Regions from separate parts of the Homo sapiens genome. Here region 2 is linked to region 1. Evidence: chromatin loops called from intact Hi-C (ENCODE). Cell type or tissue: PC-3. All regions are shown on one strand. Region 1 overlaps PDE1C (phosphodiesterase 1C). Region 2 overlaps PDE1C (phosphodiesterase 1C).

Region 1 (4,000 bases):
AATCACACTGATATCTACTATGCCCATTTCATTAAATCCTTCCCACTGAAGCAGGATGCCCATATATACCCAAAGTGTGTTTTCCTCTGCCTTATTCTGGCAGATAGGGAAATAAGGTTAAGGTTTTACCTTCATTGGTAAAGTTACCCTCAAATCAAAACAAAATGCTGAAACCATCAGTTAAATATGAGCTAATCTTATAAAGAACTTAAAAAGTTTAGTCTTCAGGAGGCAATTTCCAGAGAGTAGGTTCAATAATAGGAATTTCCTTGTGCCCAAAATGGGGTGGGGCAGTATAAAGTATACTGATTAATTGTCTTAAAATTTAAAAATTCCAACTCCTAGTAACTAGTTGCAGCACTCCAGGTTGAACATTTAACTCATGGAAGTACCTAGAGAATATTGCCAGGTCCAGATAGCATCCTACCCAACTATCTCATTTGAAACGTAAAAAAATTGAGGGTCCGGGAAATTAAATGATTTGCTCAGGTCACTGAAGGAATATACTGATTTACCATGTGGCTCCCACAAGAGTCCCGCCTGCCAGTGCTACGTCACTCTGGTATCCAAAGTTCACTGTCTAAGCTGCTCTTCTCTTCTGTCTGCACTGTCTTCCTTCAGAGGCAACACAGCTTATGCTTAAGAGTGTTAGGGACATGAAGCTCTGATTTGAGCTGAATGACCTGGAGGTTTTCGGTGACCCTCTCTGAAGTTCCATGTCCTCACAAGTAAAATGGGATTAACAACAGCACCTGAGTCAAAGGGCGATGGTGAGGACCAGCAGAGCTTCTGTCCTGGCACTTCATGTGGCCTCAGCAAGGGTCTACTTTTTCTCCCCGCTTTTTTTTTTGAGACAGAGTCGCCCAGGCTGGAGTGCAGTGGTGCGATCTCGGCTCACTGCAACTTCCGCCTCCCAGGTTCAAGTGATTCTCCTGCCTCAGCCTCCCAAGTAGCTGGGACTACAGGCGTGCACCACCACGCCCAGCTAATTTTCGTATTTTTAGTAGAGATGGGGTTTCACCATGTTGGCCAGGATGGTCTTGATCTCTTGACCTCGTGATCTGCCTGCCAGGGCCTCCCAAAGTGCTGGGATTACAGGTGTGAGCCACTGCACCCAGCCCCTTTTTCTCCCTTTATGGCATCCAGGCAGACAGTCTGTAACAGTGGGGCAAGCTCCTTCTGACTCATCTATTTCTTTGATCATTATTGTTCGTTTTGTTTTTTTTTTTAATGCTACAACTCAGATATATCTGGAAGCATTCCTAAGCAAACAGGCAGACGAGCCCTGTTCACAGTAAGAAAAAAGCCTTCTTTAGATAGGTTACACAGAAGCAAATTTCAGGACAGCCTGAAATTATCCATGTCTCCTGCAGCCACCAAGGGCAACAACAAAAACAAAAAAAAAACCAGAATGAGTCAATCAGCAAAAACTCAAATTAAAATCTAGCTCACTTGTTTTCCAAAAATAAAATACTCAACACAAACTAAAATTCCTAACTTTTACCACAACTGTAAGTCTTTCAAAGTATTCATAGACATAGAATTGAACACAAATTGGTTAAAATCATGGGCAGAGAAACAGGAGGACCAATTTATATTTGTACAGGTCTCAGCTACCTGTTTATAAATTGGGATGCTTCCGTATGCAGAAGAGATTTTTCATCTTGAGTATATAAATATTCTTCCTAATAAGGCTGCCTCATTTCTCTACAAAAAGACTATAATCTAAACATATGCAAACACCAGGGGTGAAATTGACTGACAATGAGCAATAAAAATAGGAAAATTCATTAATTACTCTTTTTAAAGAGGTAAAAATAATTGCTCTGTATTAAAACCACTGTGGTATTCAAACAGAAATTTAAAAATACATATGATTTCCTCCAGTCTTACATTTCATACTAGATAGCCAAGTCAATTAAACTGATATAAATGTAAAGAAGGTTTATGCAACCCCACGTTGACATTTCAAGCATAAGAATAATGCATCAGTTTTCCACTGGTTCCTCCTACTGTGGGCATTAGCCAGCTTGTAGCTATCAGGCACAAATATAAACCCTTTCGCTGTAACCCTGGCATCACCCAATTCCCTCATTCAACAGTTTCCATGTAGTCCTTGAAAACAGCTGCAGATGAGACCCCAGTAGAGTCTGGATTATCTATCACCTGTAGAGGATGGAACAAACCTCCTCACCCTCACTGATGCCTTGGGTTCTTACAGTCAAAATACACAGCAAGGGACAATAGGAAGTGACTCAGCATTTGAAAACTGTGTCATCACTGGCAAACTTAGTTTGCTTCTCTGTAGGATATAACAAGATAATTCTTTCTTTTTTTTATATATCAACAGTGTCATTTTTTAAAAATGGGAAACACTGGGCCATATTAGCACAGTTTTTGTGCAGCATTGCATACACTGGTGTTCTCTTCCTGAGTAGCTTAGCAGAAATGCATTTTCTCAGCAATTTCTTTCCAGATGTGGCGTTGGTATTGCTGGGTGGAATGGGGTCGGGAGGGTGTTAAAAGACAAGCAGGTAGAAAATATCATCTGTTGTGAAGCCACTAAGTAGCAACCAGGATCTGATTTGCTTTATATTTTTTAACAAGTTACCATCCAAAGGCTAAATGACCCTGAAAATCAACTGGGTTTTATTCAAAACACAGTTTCCAGCCACAAATCTCCAGTATGACACATATGGAATGTTGAATGTACCAGTGAGCAGTTGGTTTTCCACTCGCTAGGAGTTCTAAACCTTAAATATACTGAAGTGATTAAATGAAATGCTTCTTCTGGCTTAAAAATTATTTTACAGCTAACATTACATAAAAAATGTTTTTTCATCCAAACATCTGCAGAGTAAATTACCTTTCATTCATGCTAGTGCCAAGTTAAGTGACACAGACAGAAAGGTTTGACCTCAGTTTCCGCTTCCAAGCATGTGCCGTTTTCCAGGGCTCGTCAATTGACCCTAATGAGCCTCCAACCAACACCCATAATGGTCTTCTTTAAAGATTACAATCATATTTAGACATGTTTCTGCCTTTATAAACACTTGCTTCAAGCACAGAGGTGCATCTGACATTATGTGGTCAAAATATTCCTAAGCAACTCTCTGTAAACTGATTATTTTTGTAAATTGAGCAATTCAAATTGCAGTTGAGAGTACTCTATTTACAGACACTCTATGACTAATTCTTTTGCAAAGCTGCCTTTTGCAATCTGAATATCCAGCCTTGATTTATCTGTCTTGTAATTTCCAATCTTCACATATCAAGCATACCTAAAAACTGCCTACCACAGTGCCTGTCGAACAGTAGTCATTCAATAAATGTTCTGGTTTAATGATCTTGCTGCAGTTTCAGGAAATCTGCAAAATAATTTATTATATATCATAGTGCACCCAGACACAATTCAAAAAACTAGGTGCTATATACACATTTATTACTTTGGAATGATTTAGGCATATTAGATGACTTTCCAAGGAATTTTGGAATTCTAGAGAAGTCTCTGGATTGGTTAATCAGCAAAGAAATCTTCCCCTGGATCCCCCTCATATCCTGGAGCTCTGAAAGGATACTCTGAAGTGTATACTATACAGATAATTGTAAGGAATACATTTCCAGACCTTGACTTCTATACGTAGATTTTCTCAGAACTTTCTACAGCTTTCTACTTTCTAGAGCTGAGGCTTCCTGACACTTCTTCCTATCACCCCTTTCCCCAGTACAAAAATCTCAGGAGTGATGAATGAAAACCAACAGAAAATAAGAGTCCCCAAAGCCTAATCAAAGAGCCATAATCATCATCTCCCTCCATTTTATTATGAGATGTATTGCTAGTTTTATGATTTATATGTAATAATTGTTTACAAAAAAATATAATTCATTCACATAATTTTGGTCAATTTGTTTTTTGTTTTTTGTTTTGTTGTTTGTTTGTTTGTTTGTTTGTTTTTTGAGACACAGTCTCACTCTGTTGCCCAGGCTGGAATGCAGTGGC
Region 2 (4,000 bases), 77 kb after region 1:
TGTGTGGAGACAGCCACTGACAGGAACACTGATTCCCAAAAGGCACATGTAAATACAAGATGAATGCAAAGAGAAAAGTGACTGGACTAGAGAGAAAATATCAGCTCTACCAAGAAGGAATCGTGATTCCTGCTTCTATTATTATAGATAAAAACCTACCATCTTATGGTCACATGCCGGGTCTTATGAAAATGAGGGCTGTGCACACAGACAGTGCCCTCTCCACACCTATGCACCAACCTGTGGAGCCTCCCTCCCCAAAGAATGGCCAAGAACCAGGGCATCAGTAACCGTTAGACATGCAGAATCTCAGGCCCCATCCCAGCTCTGCGGGATCAGAATCCACGTTTTAAAAACATCCCCAGATGATCACATTAAACTTTTTGAGAAGTGCTGTTTGTAAGGTTCCTGTGAGTAATGCAGCAGCAAAGCTCGGGTACACAAGGAAAGACTAACAAGTGAGCAGAGAGCTGGAGATGGGGAAAGACCAGACCATGAACTGGAGATCACAAGCTCTCTTACCAACACAATAATTCAGAAGGTGACTTCTCAAAACTAATCTTCAGCTGAGATCAGCTGACGGAGTAAGACCTTCCCAGGATGAAAGGAGGGCTGAATCCCCAGGCAGGGCAAGGCAGAAGGGAAGGGGCAGACTCTCTCTTGATGGCATCCTAGCAGAATCAATTGTTAGTTCCCAAAGCTGTCCTAGAGGCGTGATGCTCTGTGGTGCATTTGCTATCTCTTTGTGACTCATCCACAGATGAATGGGCTCAAAGAAAAGGGAGAAGCGAGCCATGAAATATAGTAAATTACAGCTTAATCTTCCTCACCCTGGAATTCATTCAGTAGTTTTAATGAACTTACAGTCTGGAAAGCATGTTGAAGAATGTATATGGAATATATTTCATGCCACTCTGAGCATCAAAGGAGCGCAATTCCCTTTGTTATTAAGGGGATAAATGTCCTTCCTTCAGTCAGTACCTTGGCAAAAAAACAAAAAACAAAAAAACCTGTTTTCCATTATTGCTGTTATCTACTGCAAAACTCTAAAGAATACAGATTTTCAAGAAGTGGTTCCCGAGCACAGTCAGCTTCCTGACCTTGTATCTTCACCCTGAACCACTGAGACAAATAGGGGACCCTGAACTGTCACCTTGAAACTCCACCAGGTTCTCTCTCTGTTGGCTACCTCCTTTGACTTGACCCACAGACCCAAGAGAGAAATTGTCATGGCTTGCTTCTAATTCAGGTTGGAGGAAAACCCAAAGACCCCTGGAAGGATATTGAGTTATCTCCAGAAAACAAAAACAGTACCCTGATTTATTAACGTACTTATATGCATTAATATATGTCCAGATTAGACCTGGACATTTAAATTCATCCCCAAAAGGATATAGCTTATGCTCTGATACTCTACTCCCACCAACCATTATCAGTAATTTTCAAATTATGGACTGCTCTCTATCAGTAGATAATAAAATCAGCTTACTGGGTTATAGCCAACAATTTTATGTTAATAAAATAGAATAGGAAAATTAGACTTAATCAGTGGTAGTAAGATGAGAGACTGTGTGTGTGTGTGTGTGTGTGTGTGTGTGTTTGCACGCATAATGTAAAGTGTATTTTTTTACTGTGTGTCACAGTCAAACCAGCATACAGCACCTGGATATCAACCCCTTACTGGAAAGAGCAGAGAGACAACATGAGCAAAGAACTGGAAAAACAGGTTTCCTTCATGAACTTCTAAAAGCAAAATGAGGAAGAAATTAAGCCCTCTTGTGGCCCAACAGATGGGCTGGAGCTTCTGGTTACCCTCTCCCCTACTCACATCCCCCACTCCCCCTACCCATTATGGCTCAATCAGAAGCCACATCCCATAAATCTCACAAGAATGAAGAAAAGCTGATTTGTGCTGCACAGATTTGTGCCTCGGACAAAGATGCCAATCTGGTGGATGGATTCCCCTTAGCAGTGAAAAAAGAGGCTGAGCGATTTGGAGATCCTATTCCTTGGCACAGTTTTCACTGAGGTCCCCATTCTCTACAAAAATTATTTTCCTTTTCTCCCCAAGGTGTGTTCATGGTAGCTCCCAGTCATGCTTGGCTTCAAATGCACAAAAAATCTAAACAGGAATTAACCAAACCTCCAAACAGTACTGATGTGAACTTTAATGTAAACACTAAGTCATAATCCCACCTTTGTCACTATATCCCAATACCTCCAAAGTTAAATACAGAGGCAAGGTAGCATAAGAGTTAAGAGATTGGGGCCAAAAGTCAAATTGACCTCAATTGAACCAAGCCCCATCATTTCCTGACCTTGGAAAGTTACTTATGATTATCTAAGACTCAGTTTTCTCACCCATAAAATGGAGGCAATAATATTATAGCACCTATCCCAGAGGAGTTAATAAAAATTAAATAAGTGTGTAAAGCATTTATCTCAGTGCCAAGGACATGATTATCATGCATCTTCAAGTAATATTATGGCTATTTTTATTATTACAATCATACTCTATTATTTAAAGGCAAAGTTTAGTTTCTCCTCAGCCTAGTGACAGAGCAGGAGCATTGCCCTCTTGGAAAAGCACCAACATTTTAAAGTTCCCCTTGATCAAAAGCCACCGAAATCCAACCCAAAGGACATCAGCCTAATGGCTAATGTCAGCATGACCATAAACTACAAATGACATCTCCAACCAGAAGCATTCCAACCCTAAGACAAACGCCTCCACAACCAGAGACATGCCTGCCCCAAGATAAACTCCCCTACAACCAGAGACATTCCAACCCCACAATAAACTTCTCCTCCACACAGAAACATTCCGAGCCTGTGATAAACTCTCTCACTCTGAACCCCTAAATACTCTTAGTCTGTAAGAGAGAGTGCTCCTGACCAAATTGGCCAGAAGCCCCTCTCAGGTTTATTCTCCAAAATAAACCTGTCTTTGACTATTGAGCTGCTTTTCACGTTTCTTTCCTCTTTCTTTAACTCTTACACCTAGCTTGTTTGTTTGGTTGTTGTTTGTTTTGCAATCAATACCAATGGTATAAATTTAAAAGGAAGAGAATAAAGAAATTATATTTTCTGATCAACGTTTGTTGTAAATGATTTATACAGTGATGGGTCCCAAACTAAATTTCCCAGGGAATTCCCTATTTCCTTGCGGGGGTAAAGAGCATCCGAATTATTTGCTCATTAAATGAGTTGCCAAAAGCCAGAAAATCTATGCATCTGAGAGTTTTCATCTCAAGAGACCCAGGAGCTCGAAATCCTAGCAGTATGAATCATCTCTGTCCAAGTGTATAGAGTCTATTAGCAGAGGGCAGCTCTTGCTTCTGATGGCAATGGATGCCAGCTGCTGCTGAGAAAACAGGAAAGGTAATCCCATGTTTCAGCTTTAACGTGCCTGGTCAATTGTGAAAACTGACTTGAAGGGAGAGAAATTTCATCTTGACCCCCTTGGATAATGAACAAGAAGGACAGCCTGGCCTGTGAAGGAAACACCAGAGTGGGGCAAGCTCAGAGAAAATTCAGCCAACATAGCAGTGGAATCATGCTCTTTAAGTGTCAGGCCAGCCTCACAGGTACCACACTTTTTCTAAACACAGGTTTCTCCATTCACAAATTGTTTACTTCAGAAATGACTTTTTCTCCTATAAATGGAATTCCTTTGTCTGAGAACCACATACGCAAGAAACAAGGATGAAGGAAGAGCCATCTAAACTACCAGGTCAGCTACATTCATTCATTCATTCACCTGCCCCAGCATATCCATCCTACGGGTTTACTAGGTAACAATAGGGGTATGGATGAGGCAACAGGGATGTACAGAGAAAGAAAGTGCTTAGAGTGAGTTGTATAGCTTAAATGCTCATATTAGAAAAGATGGAAGGTTTAAAATCAATGCCCTACGTTTCACCTTAAGAAGTTAGAAAATGAAGAGCAAATTAAACCCAAAGTAAGTAGAAGAAAGGAAATAATAAACAAAAAGCAGAGC

Evidence for each region. Peaks named below come from ENCODE experiments on the same cell type or tissue, not always from the same donor. Only the 100,000 strongest peaks of a DNase experiment are listed, where the experiment ranks them.
Region 2: a loop joins it to region 1, with 2.2 times the contacts of the local background. A loop is called at or near these places in 1 of 110 quality-filtered maps.

The regions. Positions count from the first base shown.
Region 1 is chr7:31,955,272-31,959,271 of GRCh38, forward strand. All of the region lies in intron 2 of PDE1C (phosphodiesterase 1C), which reads right to left. Among named protein-coding and RNA genes, the nearest start is that of PDE1C, 110 kb to the right of the region's middle. In PC-3, no CTCF peak of the experiment used is centred here; a DNase peak (open chromatin) is centred at 2,240; H3K27ac peaks cover 2,596 bases.
Region 2 is chr7:32,032,487-32,036,486 of GRCh38, forward strand. The region is part of intron 2 of PDE1C (phosphodiesterase 1C); the gene reads right to left. Among named protein-coding and RNA genes, the nearest start is that of PDE1C, 36 kb to the right of the region's middle. In PC-3, CTCF peaks have their summits at 1,813 (motif pointing left) and 2,012; a DNase peak (open chromatin) is centred at 1,715; H3K27ac peaks cover 853 bases.